2 separate regions of the Homo sapiens genome follow, and region 2 is linked to region 1. A link is a loop called in an ENCODE intact Hi-C map of the cell type or tissue named here. Cell type or tissue: HCT116. All regions are shown on one strand. Links, peaks and the distances in the headings refer to the core of each region. The heading gives the core; the rest is flanking DNA. Region 1 overlaps PDE7B (phosphodiesterase 7B). Region 2 overlaps AHI1 (Abelson helper integration site 1).

Region 1 (8,000 bases), core at 1-8,000:
AAGGCGTTAAGATCATTCTAATTGTAAATGTTATTCAACCAGGGCTTTTGCTTTTTTGTTGTCTTTTAAGAATTATTTAAACAATATGCGCAGTATTCATTTCAGAATTTTTTTTTCATGCTGAAGTCCCTTGGGTGTTTTGTGGCAAGGTACTGGCAAAAATTCGTTTTCACTGAATTTCATCTAGTGAAATAGTTCTCAAAAAACTGATTTCACTAGTTTGCATGTCTTGCTGATTTTTTGTAGTAAACAGAAGAAGCTCAGTTTTGCAATGTAAGATCACATTGTAGTCAAACTTAAAATTTTAAATAATGTGTCAGCAATGAAATAAATTTGACTGAAAGCTAAAGTGACTATCTAGCTGAGATAGAGAGTGAGGTATGCCCTTTTTGGATAATGTGAGGGATTTCAACTGACAAGTTGAACATCTTATAATGTTATAACATTCCCCAGTGTTCACTCAAGATCTAAACTGCCTGAGGACCCTGTTACTGACTCTTTCCAAGTTGAACCCTTGGCAGTTAGGGAACATAATGTTTGTTGGGTATTTTTAATGATTTATTTTTTAAATATTAAATTTTCTACTTCTTTTCTTTCAGCTTCTGTTTCAGTTTAATTGAATAATATCTTGAGACAGGTTGGCATATAAACTATTAAAAATGTTCATCATTTTCAGCTACTTATTCATATGAAACAAGATTTTCCCCATTTTACAAAAAAAAAAAAAAACACCCAAATATAGAAATACAGTGTGTGCTGACGTTGATATAAAACTATATCCATCACCCAGCCTTCAAATGTTTGTGTTTTTAGAACAGCATCTTTTTTTGTTGTTGGTATTTTAAAAACCAACCTACCCACTCAACCTAACCACTTCTACTATATGACAAACACTTAATAAATTTTCCTTGTATTTTCCTATGTTACTCACTGATTGACTTTGTAAGTAAATATACTTTTACATTAAAAACTATATAGTACTATAATACTTTGATCTCTTTCATTTATTGGAAATTGTGCATAAGATTCTGCCACTCAAAAAAAAAAAAAGAAAAACAAAAATACTTAGAGGTGACATCCCACAAAAAAAAAAAAAAAAAAAAAAAAAGAGAGAGAGAGAGATTCCACTACTCAGAGTTTGAAATTCACTGTTCTAAGCAAGCATTATGTGGTAGAACAATTTCTGGTCCTGCTACCAGAAGACCTGAGTTTGGTTTCAGATACACCAAGTAGATGGTATGACTTCGGACACGTCACCTTGCTTTTCAGGCTCTCAGACTGCTCACCTATACACAGGGCAGGTTATGGCATTCTGGGGAAATTGAGGAAGCTAGGATGGAGCTGGAACAGAGAGAATCTAGAGGGAGCAGAATGTGGGGCCACCCTCAAAGCTCTACCATATGGTACAATATCCTTTGGATAGACTATATCTATTTCTCTACATCAGAACAATTAAATTGTTTCCAATTTTTTAGGTCATAAGGAGCATTGTGATGAATGTATTTTTACATGTTTTTTAGGTTAGGAAATTTTTCTGGAATAAGAATTATTGAATGAAAGAATAATAACTTTAGTTTTTTTCTAAATACTTTCTGTAAAACACAGGTCTAGAAAATTTATTCAAATTTTGGCCGGAATTGAATGAGATTGCCTGTGCACCTTCCTATCACTAATTGTTTTTACATTTAAAAAAATTTGTCAACTTGATAAGCAAGAATGTATTTATTATTGCTTTCATTAGATTTCTTAGATTACTAGTGAAGTTTAATATATGTTTGTGTCCATCATTTCTCTGAATTTCTTTTACTGTGTACTGCTAACCATCTCAGTTGTTATTTTTCTACTCTTGGTAACAACTGGTTGGTAATAGTAATTGTTTCATACAGTTTCTTTGATTATAAAGGATATTAATTCATTGTCATATTTTACAAGTATATTATCAAGTTTGTCACTTGTGTTTTAATTTTATAAAATTTCCATGTATAATTTCTACATTTTTATGTTGTCAAGTTTGACATTTGCTCTCTCATTCATGACTTTTATACCTTGAAACTCCTTCTGTGTGGTAAGACCACTATATGTGTTCATTTCTTTCTATTTTATATTGTTCTTAATACAAACAGCTATTCATCTACTTTTTTATGTTTTATCTGAGATTGGTATAACCTACTTTTTTCTAAAAAGTCAGTTCTGCCTATACCATTTTTTGAATGACCCATCAGTTTCCCATTGTTTATGAAGCTTTACTAATCATATACTAAACATTTCATATATAATACAAATCACTTAGTGTCAATTTTACATATTTTTAATATTCTATGAAATGTGATATTTATACAAAGATCTCTATATACCTTACAGATTAATTTTAGTTATCAGATATTTTTACAAAGTAATACTGCGTCTGTGTAATAGCTCTAAGGCAAGTCATGCATCTTCTTGGTGTCTCCATGCCTAGTGCAGAGTTTGCCACACAGTAGGCACTCAGTATATAGCTACGGAATTGTATGAGCCTTTTTCAAGAGAAATATTCTATTTTGTGTGACAAAAGAAGGGACATAAAGTAGACTACATAGATCGTGTTGGCTACTTCAGCTTCTTTCTCTTCTTCTTCTTTTTAAATAAACACTAATAAAACAGGATTGATATCTCTTGAAAGTTCTAGTGAAGCAGGGAGGTTTTCCAGAAGGTGGTTGGATCCCTTTATTAAAAGCATCTGTGCCACGGCCACTGGCAGAAGCCCAAACATCCTGAAGTGGACGGCTCTGGGAAATCAGAAAGATAGAACACAGCCAAATTCTAAGATGGAACAAATCGTAAAGTCATACTGCATCTTAATTTGATGACCCACAGGAAAGGTTTTTCTGCCTCATCAAGTCTATAAAGCAAGGTATTTATGGTTTTCTTGAGCACTTAATAGGTAACAAGAGTAATGTATAATGATGCTATTACACTGACTTAACATAGACTGTTTCTTAAGGTATGTTGTTAATTTTACTACTTTGATTTTCTCCATGTGTGATTGATTTTGCATTCATTGTTTCATAATATATATCCAGCCTCAGTAAAGCATTCCAAAAGCAGAAGCAAGCAAGCACTTAGGGAATATTCACATTAAAGAAGTCTTGTAACTCAAAAGATGAAAAATGCCATGTATCTCCTCTCCAATATGGTAATTAACAGCTGAAAGTCAACTCTGGATCATCTGTATAGTGGGGCAGTAAAGGGCATATAAAATCATAAATAAACCCAGACTGGTTTTTGTTTTGGAATGGCTCCTGTACTTCCATATGAATAAGAGAGTGACTCACCCCCTTGGGAATTCACAGTACATCAAACCAAATTAGGAAGCCAGGCAGCTGTGACCTGGTTTTGTAAGGGCCAAGAAAACTACAGAGTTTCACTACTGAACCTAGTAACTCAAAATGATTCCCTGGTTCCCATGCCATTTGATACATGGGTGTACCTTACTGACTCATATAAAATGCCACTCTGGGCTTGTGTTTTCTCTTACCTTACCCAGAGTTGTATGTGAGGAAATAAAGGCTTGAGAGATCTTGAGGTGGCAGTTTACAGGAGGGTAAAAGGAAACAGGAGTTAGAATAAACAATGTTAGTAAAAACTTGGATGCAAGATTGACCTTATGCAATCTCTAAGGTAAATCCCCAAGATTTATTTCATATAACTACAGTAAAAATAACCCTCATGAATTGAGTTCTAATACTAATGCTCATTTCAGGTACATTGAATTGAATGAGGGAGAGAGTTCTAAACTGCTTGTTCTCAGTCTACTCCAGTAAGTTTTATTTTTCATTGTTTTGGGGATGCTTTTGGGAAGGATAGGAGGTTGGGATGAAAGTATAAGGGGTATTTTTTTATAGTAGAAAGGGATGTGGAGAACAGGGTAGAAAGAGACTCTGATTGTATTAATTTAGGATCTGATAATATTCGTCCAAATTTGATACACTCACAACCTACCCAATAGCTATGACTTTTTGGTACCTGGTTTAATTTTCTGTGAAGGTATTAGAATAAAAATTAGGAGATATATTCTATTTATTTATTTTCATTGGCAAATCAGCCTTGTTTCTTAAAGAAAATGGAAACCTGTTTTTATAAAGAATTACTGAAGTAGTTTTCCTTGAAAAAAAAATCTTCAGAATGTCCAGATGATGGATATATTATGCTATGAAAATTTTAATATAGGGGAACATCTCATAATGGAAACAGCTTAATAAGCAGGGAATTTCCATGCACTGATTTCTGTAGAAACTCTAGTATTATTTTTATTCCTTGTTTGGTTACAAGCAATGTTCTCTTGGCTTTTGTTCAGGGTAAAGCTTACAAAACTGCCTGTTGGGTTCTTTCATCGTTATTGTTGCCACTGGAAGGGCTTTTACCACCACTTTTGAACTCTACAGCCTCCTGAATATATCTGTCCATCTAAGAAAAGGATTAAATTCAAGATAACCCTTGTCATCTGCATGCTGCCACATGGTTAGGATGAAGACTGACACACGAGACAAGTGATGGTAAGTTGGAAATAGCCTGTTATCCAAGAAACGACAGTTATTTTCTTATTTTATACTCAAAGAAGTGTGGCACTAAACCAAAATATTGTCGTCTACACTCACTGACTTTAATAGGCGATCCTCCTCGGGGCCTGACCACCCCCAAGCTCTTTCTGTCTTACCCTCTATTATTCTTTTAACAAAGCTTGAAAATTTATAAGGAACTTTGCTGGCACCTCCCAAGAGAAAAAGAATTCACCAGTGGCCACTACCAGCACCACATTGTTTATCAGAACATAAAGTTCGGTTGAAATCCCGCAGTGACGTCATCCCCCAGCACTTACTGATGAAGCTAGGGACAATTCCAAGACATTTTCAATGGGATTGGATACTCTGCGCAGGAAATGGTCAACCAGCTTGTACTTCAAAGACTTTTCCTCTACTTAGGTTGTGCTTAGCTCTTAAAAGACGTGGAAAGGAACCTAAATCACAGACTCAGGCTAAGTTGATTCTTAAAAAGATTCCAAGAGAACTTCATATGCTGTGGTTATTTTTCTGTGGGTTGATAACTTGATGTAATTACTGGCATTTAGGTGACTCTTTTTCTGAAACATCGTTAGACTCATGGAGACTTTGCTCTAGGAATGGAAAAACATTCACTATCATATGGGTGACACAAAAATAGTCCAGAGAGACTGGTCTTTTAGGAGGTGGAGCTGCAAATGGTTTGAAAAGCAAACTGCCCACATTGATGGGGAGGGTCATGTATACCTAGATGTTGAAAACTAGGATCAAAGAAATAACTTCTCAAAAGACTAAGAGATCAGAAATTTAGGATACATGTATTTAGATGGAAAAAGAAGCATGGGGAGGACTTGACATGCTATATGCCAACCTAGGTGTTAAATATTTAAACTTTTTCTCATTCTATAATCTATGTGTTCTCTATTCTAATTGGAAATGATATGAAGCAGATATAGGCACATTTTCTATTTATAGAAATGCATTATGATCTTGAATTCTCTTTTGCCAATGAAATTTTTGGATGACACGACAAATATTCTTATAAAATTATTAAAGAAAATGACTAAGCTAAAATTAGTGAAGGCTCATGATCACTTTTTAAAAAATCTGAATGTTTCAACATTATCTAGGATACTTAAGACAAGAATATAACCTTTTAGGGTCAGGAGACCTAGGTTTAAGTTTGGTTTTCTTATTTATAAAATAAGGATAGCAATATTTACTTTAAAGATTTCTTGTGAAGGCTAAATGAGCTAATTTTAAAGAGTTCTCTAAACAGTAGTGGTAGTAATGATAATAATAATAAAAACAACAGATGAGGCAGAGTTTCTTCAGTGCTTACAATGTGAGGGGCACTGTTCTGTCCTGTATTAACTCCTTTAATTTTCGCAACTCCTTCGTGGATCAGATACTATCCTAACAACCCTTTAACATATAAAGTCAATCATAGAAAGGTTAAATAATTTGCTCAAAGTCATTTGGTTAGTAAATGGCAGGATCAGAATTTAAACTCTCTTCTATTTTGTGCTGCTTCTGCCCATGCAGTTCATATTGAAACACTAGGAAAAAGAAAATATAGTATGCTTTGCCTAAAGACCACCTATGTAATAAATATGACACAAGTAATCTAATGAGGATTATGTAGTCACAGTAGGGATGTACTACTGTCATGTTGAGAGAAAATCTATATGTGGTTGTAGGGACTAATAGAGCGATTCACAGTGAGGACATGATTAAGTGTAGAAATTTTTCATAACATTTTATTGGGTGGCAGTATCTTAGATATTTCTTTTTTCTTAGCAAAGTTCTTCAAGAAGTCATAATAAGCCACAGAGTCACGTTGGTAACATCTGGAAGACTGGTTCCCTAGGTAAGCCTCCTAAAAGGCCTCTTGTTAGGTCAAAATGAATAAAGGGTTCATTATCTGCTGCCCTTATTTTTCCATTGAAACTGAAAACTTTCAAAAAAGGAGGCGTTCGGTAGCACAAGTGGAAAGATTGGCTTGGCTTGTTCTCTCTGCCTATTATAGCCAGAGGAGTTCTTTTGTTTTGAGAAGACATTTATGATTCTTTCCACAAGCTGAACACACATTTACCCGGGAGAGTAACTCCCATACTCAGTTGAACTGAAAAAGTGATATAATAATATTTTGATACTTTCATATTTCCCTTTATTAGGAATAATAATTTGGGGAGTTTTTAAAATGAATACATAAGGCAGTTAGCTTTAAAAATTTCCCATAATACCGCAGAGGAAATAAACACAACACAAAACAATTCCCATGTGAAAACATACTAGCCAACTTATAGTGATAATCTGATCGGAAACACTTTGTTCATTATAAAATGTTAGATACTATATTTCAAACATGAGAGAAATCTGATAGTAATCCCTGTCCACGCATAAATGGAATGCCTTAAAATGCCATAAGATATTGTATTTCCACCTTAAACACCTGTGTGGCATAAGTCACCCACAGGAGCTATCTTTTATAATAAAAAAGTAAACTTGCTTTAAATAAAATTGAAATTCCAAATATTTTTTAATTTATTTAAAATTTATTTATTTAATTTATTTAATGGACTTTCATCTTACAGGAGGGGATACGCTGTCTTTTGCAAATACTTTCACTCTGCTTCATAGCTGCACATATTCTAGTAGTGGTACAGAAACAAAACTGGAATTCTGGTTTCAGAGATGACACCAGATGTGAAAGATAAAGAAAATGTCTTAGGCCTAGTATACTTATTTTTTTTAGATTCATAAATAATGATATGGGTAGCTGCCATTCCCAGCCATGACAAAATAATCAGTAATGATGAATTCATCCAGCCATAAACTATTACAAAACTGAACAAAATGTTTGAAGCAACTGTTTCAGATGTTGGAAAACATTCAGAGCAGAATTATGGTTCCTAGGAGAAAGGAATACCATGATAAGAGCCCTCCAGTTGCCCCAGCTCTCTGTCTAGGCACAGGGAGGAGGAGCCAAAGCAGAACCCAGGGATCTTGCTGACCTGAGGAGGAACACACTTTGAGTTTGAGGCTAGAATTTTGAACCAGCCACCCAGAGAGAAGAGAACTAGAAACTGCATAGAGAAGAAAGACCAGAAATCTGCATAAAGGTTCTTTTAAGACTTGGACAAATATTAACCTCCTCGTTCATGTCCAGGGAAAAACTACAAGGTACAACAATGTAGCTCTATTGGGGAGCTGTGAGTGAAATGAAGATGCCAGGGCCACAAAGAGCTGGGAGTCACAAGAGTTCTGGCCAACCAAAGGAGAGCGGGCTCACCGACACCTTGGGCATGCAGCTGAGATCTCCAATCACCATACTTTAAGAGGGAGGCCACTTTAGCCCTGCAGACTATGTCCTGGCAAAGCTTATTCACAGGCCTTAAAGGAAGCAACTGATTCATAAGTAAATTAACTTCCTACCAGGGCAAAATCCAACAATTATTAAAG
Region 2 (11,583 bases), core at 3,240-11,239, 470 kb after region 1:
GTTTTGCCCTTCAGTGCTTTTCCACTTAGCCATTTAGTCTTCTGTCTCATGCTGCTTCAAAATTTGGCAAATTCTTTGAGCAGGAGACTGGCTATATGTTAGACATCCTTCAGGTATCCATTTTTGTCACTGTAGCCCCCAAGCATGCCAAAATATCCGCTGGTTTCTCTGTCCCTCAGTAGCAACCTTCTGCCAGAAATCACACCTGGATTATCAACCTAGAACTGTGACCAGAATTGGTAGATGACCCCAGATGAAAAGTTGCTCTTGGTCCTTAGTGTAAATTGACCACACCCTCCAGGGCTTCACCTTTGCCTATTTTGTTTTGGTCCCCTTCCCCTGGCAGATCATGGTCTGCTAGCACCACAAGCCTGGGAGATTTCACTACCTCTCTAGCTTCTCTGTAGCATCAGAATTCAGTTTTGTGAGAAGAATTGGTCATGTGTTTGAGGCTTCTCAAATCTCCAGTTTTATCATTTTAGTCCTGTGGAATCACTAAAAGTTTTGCTTATTTCTCATTCTCCTGGCAGTGACTTTCTGCCTAAGCCAAACTCTCATCTTCAGCTCACACCCTGAATCAGCAAATGTCCCCAGAGACAAAAACAGCTGCCAGTCCATCAGCTGACCTCTGACTGATTCTCCCTTTCTGGAATTTTAATCTGTCTACTATATCTTCTTTCTGTACTTTTCTGATGCCTTTAAAATTTAAAATAAGATATTTGTAATTTATTTGGCTCTTTCCAGTTGTTACCCAAAGTGTTTACCTGCTGCATCCTACTGCATCCCACCCAGAATTAGAAATTCTAGTTGTCATATATATTCTACTTAGAAAATACCTGGATAAAGTTACTTTTCTGACTTTGACTCTCTTTTTTTTCTTTTTGTGTTTCTCCTACTTATTAGGAAAAATATAAACAAGGATTTTTCACCTTATTTGTAATGTATTAGCAAATGTAGTATTTTACTTTCACACTATGGTTTGCTGTTGTCTGGCTTTTTCTTTCTTTCCCCCTGAAGTTCCTTTGAACACAGTGAGATCATCACAGATCTTAAAGATTAGGTTATATGTAAATACTACTATGGGAACAACTAATTATAACATTGATTTTTTTTTCCATGCGTGTAGTTGCAGATAATAATGAAGATGTTGATGGTGATGGTGTTCATGAAATAACAAGCCGAGATAGCCCGGTTTATCCCAAATGTTTGCTTGATGATGACCTTGTCTTGGGAGTTTACATTCACCGAACTGATAGACTTAAGTCAGATTTTATGATTTCTCACCCAATGGTAAAAATTCATGTGGTTGATGAGCATACTGGTCAATATGTCAAGAAAGATGATAGGTAATTTTTTTTAATTGCACAACTAATTCTTGAAACTGAAACTAGTAGAAGTCTTTTTTCTGCCATTGGTAGTTGAAAGTCAGTGGGAATAGAGTTATGGATTTGTATTAGAGAATAGTCTACTAGTTGTAGGTGTTCATCAGTCATTAACATTGATCAGAATGTTGTAGAAGAAATGGAGAACATCTAATTCAGTAATTACTTTTTTTCCGAGATGGAGTCTCGCTTTGTCGCCCAGGCTGGAATGCAGTGCTCAATCTTGGCTCACTGCAACCTCTGCCTCCTGGGTTCAAGCGATTCTACTGCCTCAGCCTCCCAAGTAGCTGGGATTACAGGCACTCGCCACCACTCCTGGCTAATTTTTGTATTTTTAGTGGAGGCGGGGTTTGGCCAGGATGATCTCGAACTCCTGACCTCAGGCGATCTACCTGCCTCACCCTCCCAAAGTGCTGGGATTACAGGCATGACCCACCGTGCCTGGCTCAGTAATTACTTTTAAGTGGAAGGGAATAATTCATTTTAAGTGGTAGAGAGCTTCTGCCAGCTTAGTAGATGTAATTTATGACATAAAGTTGCATTGTAAATATTTTATATTGCATTGTAAATGCTTTAATTGTCTAACCTCATATTTTTCTTTTGAAAGTAATGTTATCTGGGCTTCAGGTAAGGTAAATGAATCTTGAATGTTTTTTCTAAGAGTACTTCTATAGCTAATGCATGCTTGAAATCCCAAATGAAAAGTACAATGAAATACACATTTATACTAGAATTTTTTAAAAAATTGTTTGGAAAGCCAGTGGGGAATGGAAACAGGAAGATTGTCCAAAAAAAGCCCATTCACCTATTCATTTGCCTTAGGGCACACAAAGAAAATATGACAACTCAAAGGGTTTACAGTCTTGTGCCTTTTTTATGTAAAATCAATTTTATGTCTTTTTTTTTTTTTTTTGAGACAATATCTCACTGCGTCTCACTGGCTGGAGTGCAGTGGTGCAATCACAGCTTACTACAGCCTCAACCTCCCTGGGCTCAGGTGATCCTCCCACCTCAGACTCCCACGTAGCTGGGACTGCAGACATGTGCCACCATGCCCAGCTAACTTTTTTTCTATTTTTTGTAGAAACGAGGTTTCATCATGTTACCCAGGCTGGTCCCAAACTCCTGAGCTCAAGCAGTCCACCTGCCTCAGCCTCCCAAAGTGCTGGGGTTACAGGCTTGAGCCGCTGTGCCTGGCAATGTCTATTTTATTATAAACTCTTACAAAATTCTGAAGGAGTTAGTTTATCCCAGCTTTATATGGCAAAGGTATAATCATACTTCTCACTTTATATTTCTATAATAAAATAATCATGTGAAACCAATTGATAGTAGACAAATATAAGATGGACTGTTACTTTTAAGTCTTATAAAATTTGTAAGTTTCTAGATGGACACTCAGAATAATTTTTCCTTTTGTATTATTATGACTATTCATTATTTCTGGTTGCCTCACCTTGTACACTATATATTTTTTTCTCACCTCAAAATTATGAAAATTGTGTTAATGGAAGTATCTTTTTTTGTACAGTGGACGGCCTGTTTCATCTTACTATGAAAAAGAGAATGTGGATTATATTCTTCCTATTATGACCCAGCCATATGATTTTAAACAGTTAAAATCAAGACTTCCAGAGTGGGAAGAACAAATTGTATTTAATGAAAATTTTCCCTATTTGCTTCGAGGCTCTGATGAGAGTCCTAAAGTCATCCTGTTCTTTGAGGTATGAATTGAATGGACCAATTCAAATTAAACGATAGTTAATATTTAATAGCACAAATGTAAGCTATTATTTTTAGTAGTCCAGTAAGGCAAAAAAAAAAGTTGTGTGAGAATTTAATCTCTAGGATTTAGTTTTCCAATGCTGTGGAATCAAGTGAGACGCCCTTTTATAAACAGTGATAGCATATTTGCTGAGTGTTTACTATTTAACCATTTGGCCTACTTTGTATAATTTAATAATTACAACAGCTCTGTGACTGTTAACTGTAGTGAAGTGATGAATCCACTCGATATGAATGCATTTCTCCATTTTAAACCCATTTCACAAAGCATAAACTCATTTAACCATGTCAGGCACCCTAAGAATATGTGTACCACCTGGATAAATAAAGATAAATGTACACAGATCAGTTAATGCAGTTTAATATGTAACCAAAAATGATGTAGAACTTATATGTGAAGGGTTAGTGGCGGGTCAGTGGAGTCAGGGAAAGCTTTATGGAATACATGGCTTTTGAGCTGACTAGTTGTTATTATATAATTTTCTTACTGAAAATGATAACAAGGTTTGGAATAAAAGTGATTTCCCCAAAGTTACTCGAATTTTAAGTTAAAAAAAATGCGTTTGCAGATAGTTTGAACCTAGAATACCACATTTCTTTACTCTATCATGTGTTCTGTCTCCATAAGCAAAGGACAATAGAGAAAGCCCCCTTCCAGTGTAAGCTAGATGGAGAAGTTTAGCATGGGAACAGCAGGGGACTTGGCATAACCAGTGCCGAAGATTCATTTTGTAGAATTACTTGTTTTTATGATCCTTGACTTTCAGGTTGTCTATTTGTATTTATGATACAAATATTCCAATATTTACATTTGTGATTATGTTGTGTGTGATTTACATAAAGCTGTTATTGTTGAAAAATTGATATAATTTGTATCTTAAGGAATTTTTTGTCTTCAAACTTTGTCATTTGTTACAATTTTCTTCTGTATTCATTTTAGTATTAAGAGATGAAGAAGGATAGATTGTTGTATTATAAACGCTTTTGGTTGCTTCTTAAGTTTTAATGTAATATGTTATTGCCTATGCAACTGCTTTTTGATCTCAGTTTTTTAAGTGTTGAGGACAACTTGATAATGTCTCACAGTCTTTAAAACCATTATTTTACTCTTAGGTATTTATCTTAAGGAAAAAAATGACAAGTCCGTGAAGATGTGTGTGCAAGGATATTTATTTCAGCACTGTTTATAATAGCAAAAATTTTAGGGAGATAAAATAACCTACATTTAGATCAGTAAGAGATTTGGTTAAATAAGTTATAATTTTTGTTAAATTTATGGTATTTGTGACAGAATAGTAGGCAGTCATTAACATTACGGTATTCATGTGTATGTATTGACATGAAGAGATATTCACTACATACTATATGAAAATAATTTGTGAAATAGCATTATTAGATTTGTAGTTCCACACATATGTTTAGGAATGCACAGAAAAAGATTTGGCCTGCAAACTAGATGTTAATGGTGACCATCTATGGGTCTGGATTACAAGTTGTTTTTACTTTGGATCTATATATTTTTTATATTATGTTTTCACTGAGCATGTATTATATCTGTAAAAAAGATTTAGGTATCCAAAAAGCACAGATGATTGGAGTCTGTATCATTTCTTAAGCAGTCTTCTTTCTATAAAAATCTCATTTTCGCAGCTGAGCTTTTAATAAGCACCAGTAAGTTTGAAGTGATAGCCTTTGATAAATATCTAGAATACGATCTCTGTGGCAGGTTGGTTGCAAATCCATGAGCTTTAATGTCCAGACAGGATAGAGGAATGGAAGAAATCCTCTTGAGAAGCCTAATTATAACATACATCCAAAGAGAAAAACCCCAACTTCAGGAAGGTGATCCAAGACAAAGACCCAGAAATAGGGTTGTGAGTTTTTTAAACAAACAATCCTTTAAAGTCTGCTGTGATACATAAAAAACAATGAAAGCTTAAGAATTCTATGCCTATTATATTTGTACCTAGGTTATATTTGAGGTGATTAACACTTTGCTTTGGATTTGAAATAAATCATAGTATTTATTAATGAAAGATAAAATAGTCAGAAAATGGACCCTCCCTAACTGAATGAGTTAACTTTAAGGTGAATGAAATGAGATAAAAATGTTTTTATTCCCTGTAAAGGTTAATGTTTTTAAGCACTATACAAATGATTTTTTAAAGTTTTAATAATGTACCATTAGAAAATATTAAATTTTAGGTAGCTTAGTCTTCTGTGAATTTATTTGCAGATTCTTGATTTCTTAAGCGTGGATGAAATTAAGAATAATTCTGAGGTTCAAAACCAAGAATGTGGCTTTCGGAAAATTGCCTGGGCATTTCTTAAGGTATGTTTTTCATCCATTTTAAACACTTTAAAACTAGTCTTCAAATTTAGTTGGCTGCTTTCTCCCAAATCAGTTTGGTCTCATATAAGGAATTAGAATCTAAGGTAATGTTGTAGGGATGAAGAGTTACTAATTCAAGCTCAGGTTATGCTCATTCAGATTCTTAAATATTTATTGATGGCCCAGTATGTGCCAGTTACACTATTTGGTTCTGAGGATGTAGCATTAAAAAAGACACAAACAGCCATGCCATTATTTATTCAGTTCAAAAAATATTAAGACTTTTCTATGTGCCAGCTACTGTTGTCAGTGGACAAAGATGACAAATTCCTTGAACTCCTGGACTTCATATTCCAGCAACACAAACATAAAACAATTGATTTCACAATTTATCATTTAATTATAAATTTTTATAAATATCGTAAAGAGGTATAGGATGGATGATGAACTGTGGGGTCAGGGAAAACATTCCTGAGGAAGAGACACATTGCCACCGGTGGGGAAGAAATGGTCTATGGTAGAGGGTACAATATATGCAAAAACCCTGATATTTGAAGGAGCAGGGTTAATTCAGAAAATCAAAAGAAGGCCACCAAGATTGGAGGACAGAGACTAAGGGGAGAAGAATGGTGCATGAAGAGGTTGCTAAGGTCAACGGGATGTTAATTATGATGAGGTCTTCTCAGTCATTATAGCAAGAGGAAGCCATTATAGAATTTAAAGAGCAATGGGAAGCCACTGTGGGATTTTAAACAAAAGAATAAAATAATCTGATTTGTGTTTTAGAAAGATATATACTCTGTTATGTGGAGAACAGATTCTAGAGGGAGCAAATGTAGATACTTGAAAATCACATTAGGAAATTCTTAACAGTAGTCTAGGTAAAAAATGTCTTTGTACATTTGTCTTTGACTAGGTGTCTCTGACTAGGATGTCTTTGACGAGATGTTTCAGCAAAGATGAAAGGCGTAGATTGATGTTTAAAAAAGGATATTTTAATTTTGTAATTATCTTTTCCTTCAAACATCAATTTAAATTATGAAAAGTCTTGAGTAATTATTTTGTACCATCTTATAAAAACATTTTCATTTGTGAATCCATTCATTCAACAAATATGATCTATAAAATGTGAGACAGTCTGCTAAATTCAGTACATTCATAGATAAATTAGACATTGTATATAGCTGCCCTCCAATTTAATTTCTATACAGACCTGTTACCTACATTATTATGTGCTATAGAACAGATGCTGTTAAAATCCAGTTGAGACATTTAATCCATATTGGAGGTTAGAGAGAGATTTTAGAAGTTTTATAGTCAAAGGGCTGAACAGCCACCAGGTTGGCTATGGTGAGTAAGTAATTTGAGAGTGGCCTTAGCAATCACCTGGTCCAGTGTGCTATCGATGATCACCCTTTTATAAATCTGTTAATGCCTTTTTCCATAACACCTTCCATACTGATTTAGAGCAAAGAAAAAAAGCCATTAAAAAAAAAAAGCAAAAAACTCACTTTCACATAGTAAACAGTGCCATCGTGTGGTTTTATTAGAAACTGCATTTCTTTTATGCTAAGATTTGTGCAGACCTGCAGAATTTACTGTAAGTTGCACTTAGGAAGCAGTAACATATTTCAGGGCATTTCTACCTCTAAGTACTATATGGATTTTTATTTATTTATTCATCTTATGCCATTGGCAAAAATGGCAGTCAAGAATTCTTATCCCATCCCCACCCCCCAGAAAGAGTAAGGTATTCTATGTGCTTCACGTCTTCTAACACTTACCTGTCTTCTTCATTAGACTGTAAGCTTTTTAGAGTCACCAATGACTTCTTTTGGGTAAATATGTTGAACATTTTTAGTCCTTATTTTACTAGGTCTTTTTGCATTTAATATGTCACTCTCTTGAAACTCCATGCTATAATATCACCAGCTCCCAGCATATTAATGTCACATAGAAAGTGTTTGGTGAATATATATTGAGGGAATTAATCATTGATGATAGAAAGAGTGGCAAGGATAAAATTCATCTTCAAGAAAGTGGCATGACGGATGCAGTAGCTGACTCCTGTAATCCCAGCACGCTGGGAGGTGAGGTGGGCCGATCACTTGAGGTCAGGAGTTTGAGACCAACCTGGCCAATATGGTGAAACCCTGTCTCTACTAAAAATACAAAAATTTGCCAGATGTGGTGGTGTGCACCTGTAATCCCAGCTACTCGGGAGGCTGAGCGGGGAGGATTGCTTGGACACAGGGAATGGAAGTTGTAGTGACCTGTGATTGTACCACTGCACTCCAGCCTGGGTGACAGAGTGAGACTCCATCTCAAAAAAAAAGGGAAGTGGCATGAAGACAATTAAAATTTAAATCTTTTATTACCTATCCTGTTGGTACGAGGGATGTCTTGGATAATTGTTAAGTTATTACAGTAATTCAAATGAGACTTTATCCTAATTCTCAGCTATGCCTCAGATTCTCAGGTACTTTCAGTTCTTTTAGTACATATATGTGGCTATTCTTTTAAACTAAAAAGTAATAAAGCCTTATTTATCTGAGCTCTACATTATATAATTTATAACCATAATGGCAGGGTCTTGGCTGAATCTTAGTTGTTTACTCAGGCTAAGCAACGTATTAATGTAAACTAAATTGCCTGTTTAAATTAATCTATGGAAAGTATGATTTAGAAGCTGGGGAATATCTTTTTAAAATTACCGTGATAAGCTTTGGGGAGCTGTAGGAGAGTTTATCAAGGGAGTCTCGAGTGCTTATGATTTAATGACTGAACATATCTATTACTCAATTGGGAATGGTTCTTTACCCCTGTGTGTCATTTGACACTAATCACAATGTCACCCGCTCAGCTTATAACCTCCATTGTCTTTACATTCTTTCCTAAAGGGGTAGGGGAAAAGATGGGCTATATTTTGCCATCTCTTTTTCCTTGTTGATGCATCATTCCTTAACTTATCATTCCTGAACAACGTTCTGAATTTTGCCTCTGCCACTAAAGCTTCTCCAACCAAATCACTAGTGATTTCTGTTTGCTAAATATATTGAACATTTTTTAGTTATTTTGTCACATCTATGCATTTAACATATCACACTCTTGAAACTCTGTTACCTTGGTTTTCTTGACACCATCCTCTCCTAATTTTTCTTATACCATTCTTTGAGTTTCCTTCATGGTCTTCTACCTACCTCCTTAATATCAGTCTTACTCATGGTTTCATCTTTAACCCACTTTTCTTGGAACCACTTTTCTCACCTGTGCTTCAGATTTGTAAATTCAGTCACCTGCTGGACATTTCAGCTTGGATGACTTATAGATATGTCAGATTCCTCCAAACTGAGTATCCGTGCTACTCTCTCTGCCACTTCAATTGGTGGTACCACCATCTGTCCACTCTCCCAGATTTACGAACTTAGAGTTACACTGTTTTGGTAGCTACAAGTCACATGGCTGTTTGAATTCAAATTAAATATAATTAAAAATTTACTTTCACATTTGTGCTAGCCATACTTCAAGTGCAGGGTAGCCACATGTGGATTCCGTATTGGTTAGCACAAATTGGTTAGAGTATTCCCATCATTATAGAAAGCTCTCTTGGACAATACTATCTTAGAGCCTTTCTTGCCTCTTTGTTTTTTTTTACTTTCCAAGTTACATAAGTCTACAAGTAACAGTTGTTAAATGTGTTCCCTGCACTCAGTGCCTATTCTTCTAATTTAAGATATTAAGTTACATGAGTCTACAAGTAACAGTTGTTAAATACCTTCCGGGCACTCAGTGCTTATTCTTCTAATTTAAGATACTTCATGTTTTGTGTGAACTGTTGCAAAGGGTTCAAACTATCTTTCTGCTCCTAATTTGCAGAAGACATAAAGGTTAGAAAGACGTTTCATTTCCTATTTTGAGTCATGGTCTAATGAAAGAGAACGTATTCTGAGTTGGTAAGATTTTTATGTTTCTCATAAAAATCTCCATTTAGGGCCAGGCGTGGTGGCTCACAACTGTAATCCCAACACTTTGGGAGGCCGAGGTGGGCAGATCACCTGAGGCCAGGAGTTCAAGACCAGCCTGACCAACATGGCAAAACCTCTGACTATACTAAAAACACAAAAATCAACCAGGTGTGGTGGCATGCACCTGTAATCCTAGCTACTCGGGAGGCTGAGGCACAAGAATCACTTGAACCCAGAGGAGGTGGAAATTGCAGTGAGCCAAGATTTTGCCACTGCACTCCGGCCTGGATAACAGAGCGAGATTCTGCCCAAAAAAAGAGACAAAAACCTCCATTTAGTTAGCTTAAATATAAGTTTTGTTTAATAGGGTTTTAAAAATAGACCTTTGAAAGAAGATATACTAAAATACTGAAAAAAATGTAACGAATGGCTTGAATGAGTTTAATTATCTTGAAATGATTTTAACTTTTTAAAAATTTAAAACATAAAATTTTAACCATTAAAAATACTGATATTAAACAAATGGAAGATTTGTGTCTTGTGTAAATATACAGTTTAGTCTTTATCATAATTATTTCAAACATGTGTATTGATCACTTCCTTTGTTCAGCGTGAAATCTGGCACAGTAATGTAAATGCTGTACCGACAGTCTGAAATTGTTGTACACGTGAAAAGAGAGCTATCAGGAAAATATTTTAAAAGCCATTTGGGCTACCTTTTGTCAAAAATGATCTGGAAGTGTGCTTAACTAACTATTTAATGTTCTTTGCTTTTTAAAACTAAGAAATTTCAGCATGCCATATTAATCTTTTAAAAATGTTTCTGACTTTATGCTATTGCTTTATTGGATATATTTATTTTCAATGAAGGTAACATTTTATATGAATTCTTATTTTAAGCTTCTGGGAGCCAATGGAAATGCAAACATCAACTCAAAACTTCGCTTGCAGCTATATTACCCACCTACTAAGCCTCGATCCCCATTAAGTGTTGTTGAGGCATTTGAATGGTGGTCAAAATGTCCAAGAAATCATTACCCATCAACACTGTACGTAACTGTAAGAGGACTGAAAGTTCCAGACTGTGTAAGTTAATAGTACATATTAAGTGTATATCATCTAGTGTTGAAATTAAATGGTGACATAGCATGTTTTTCATTTCTAAAAAGATAAGGCCTCTAATAATAATTTTAATAGATTTCTGGGGTTATATATTAAGCCTGTAATAGCTGATATTTAAAAGATGCTTAAATGAATTTTAAATGTGAAATGTGGCTTTTAGTATTAGGAAAAATGTTTTGTTATAATTTGATTTTCAAAAATTAAAGATAAAAGGTTGATTTAAAGCAGGAGTTGAAAAATAGTTTCTGTAAAGGGCCAGATAGTAAATATTTTAGGCTTTGGCCCTGTAGTTTCAGTCAATTTTGCCTTTATAGTGTGAAAATAGCTACATAGACATATGTAGGCCATAACTGAACAAATGGGTGTGATGTGTTCCAATAAAAGTTTATTTACAAAAACAGGTAGTAGGCCAGATTTGGTGTGTGGGCTGCAGTTTGCAGACTCCTGATTTCTGGGCACATTTTTCACAATATTATTCAAATAATCAGTATGTAATGTTTCTACTGCTGCTGTTTTCCATAGATTAATATTATAAATAATCTTAGCAAAGAATTGGCCCTAAAATAAAAAAGTTTTGCTTTTGTCTAGTTTCTTGTAAGACATTAATTTTTCAGGTCATTTGCACGTTCTGTAGCTGATATGTACTGTCACCACAGGGCTGATTTGCATTGGTTTGGATGGAGTTAAATCTATTATTTGAGAAATGAGGATTTTTAAAACTTGAGATTTTTATGATACTAGTTTTGTGATATTAAAGCCAGAGATATGATAGTATATCAGAGCCATGGCATAACTCATAAGTATTGGTGAAGAAGCAGAAACAAAGGATAGAGTTATTAAAATCATTTCATGTGACCTTTGTGGTCATATTTTTTCCTCCAAAATTTTTATGGCTTTTTGGTTACAGGACTGTAGTTTTAAGCAGCTTTTTTATTTTATTTAGAATAATGTACAAATAAAAGTAGAATTTTTTTCTGGATTACATTTTGAAAATATT

What was found. Peaks named below come from ENCODE experiments on the same cell type or tissue, not always from the same donor. Only the 100,000 strongest peaks of a DNase experiment are listed, where the experiment ranks them.
Region 2: it touches region 1 in a loop (2.5-fold over the local background); 4 of 110 quality-filtered maps call a loop at or near these places.

What each region holds. Positions count from the first base shown.
Region 1 is chr6:135,917,726-135,925,725 of GRCh38, reverse strand. The region is part of intron 1 of PDE7B (phosphodiesterase 7B); the gene reads right to left. Among named protein-coding and RNA genes, the nearest start is that of PDE7B, 70 kb to the right of the region's middle. In HCT116, for the core only: no CTCF peak of the experiment used is centred there; a DNase peak (open chromatin) is centred at 3,345.
Region 2 is chr6:135,447,257-135,458,839 of GRCh38, reverse strand. It overlaps AHI1 (Abelson helper integration site 1), which reads left to right. Exons shown (of 29, transcript NM_001134831.2): 9 at 1,127-1,346; 10 at 2,914-3,106; 11 at 5,404-5,499; 12 at 10,365-10,550. Among named protein-coding and RNA genes, the nearest start is that of AHI1, 45 kb to the left of the region's middle. In HCT116, for the core only: CTCF peaks have their summits at 6,835 and 7,037 (motif pointing left); a DNase peak (open chromatin) is centred at 7,069.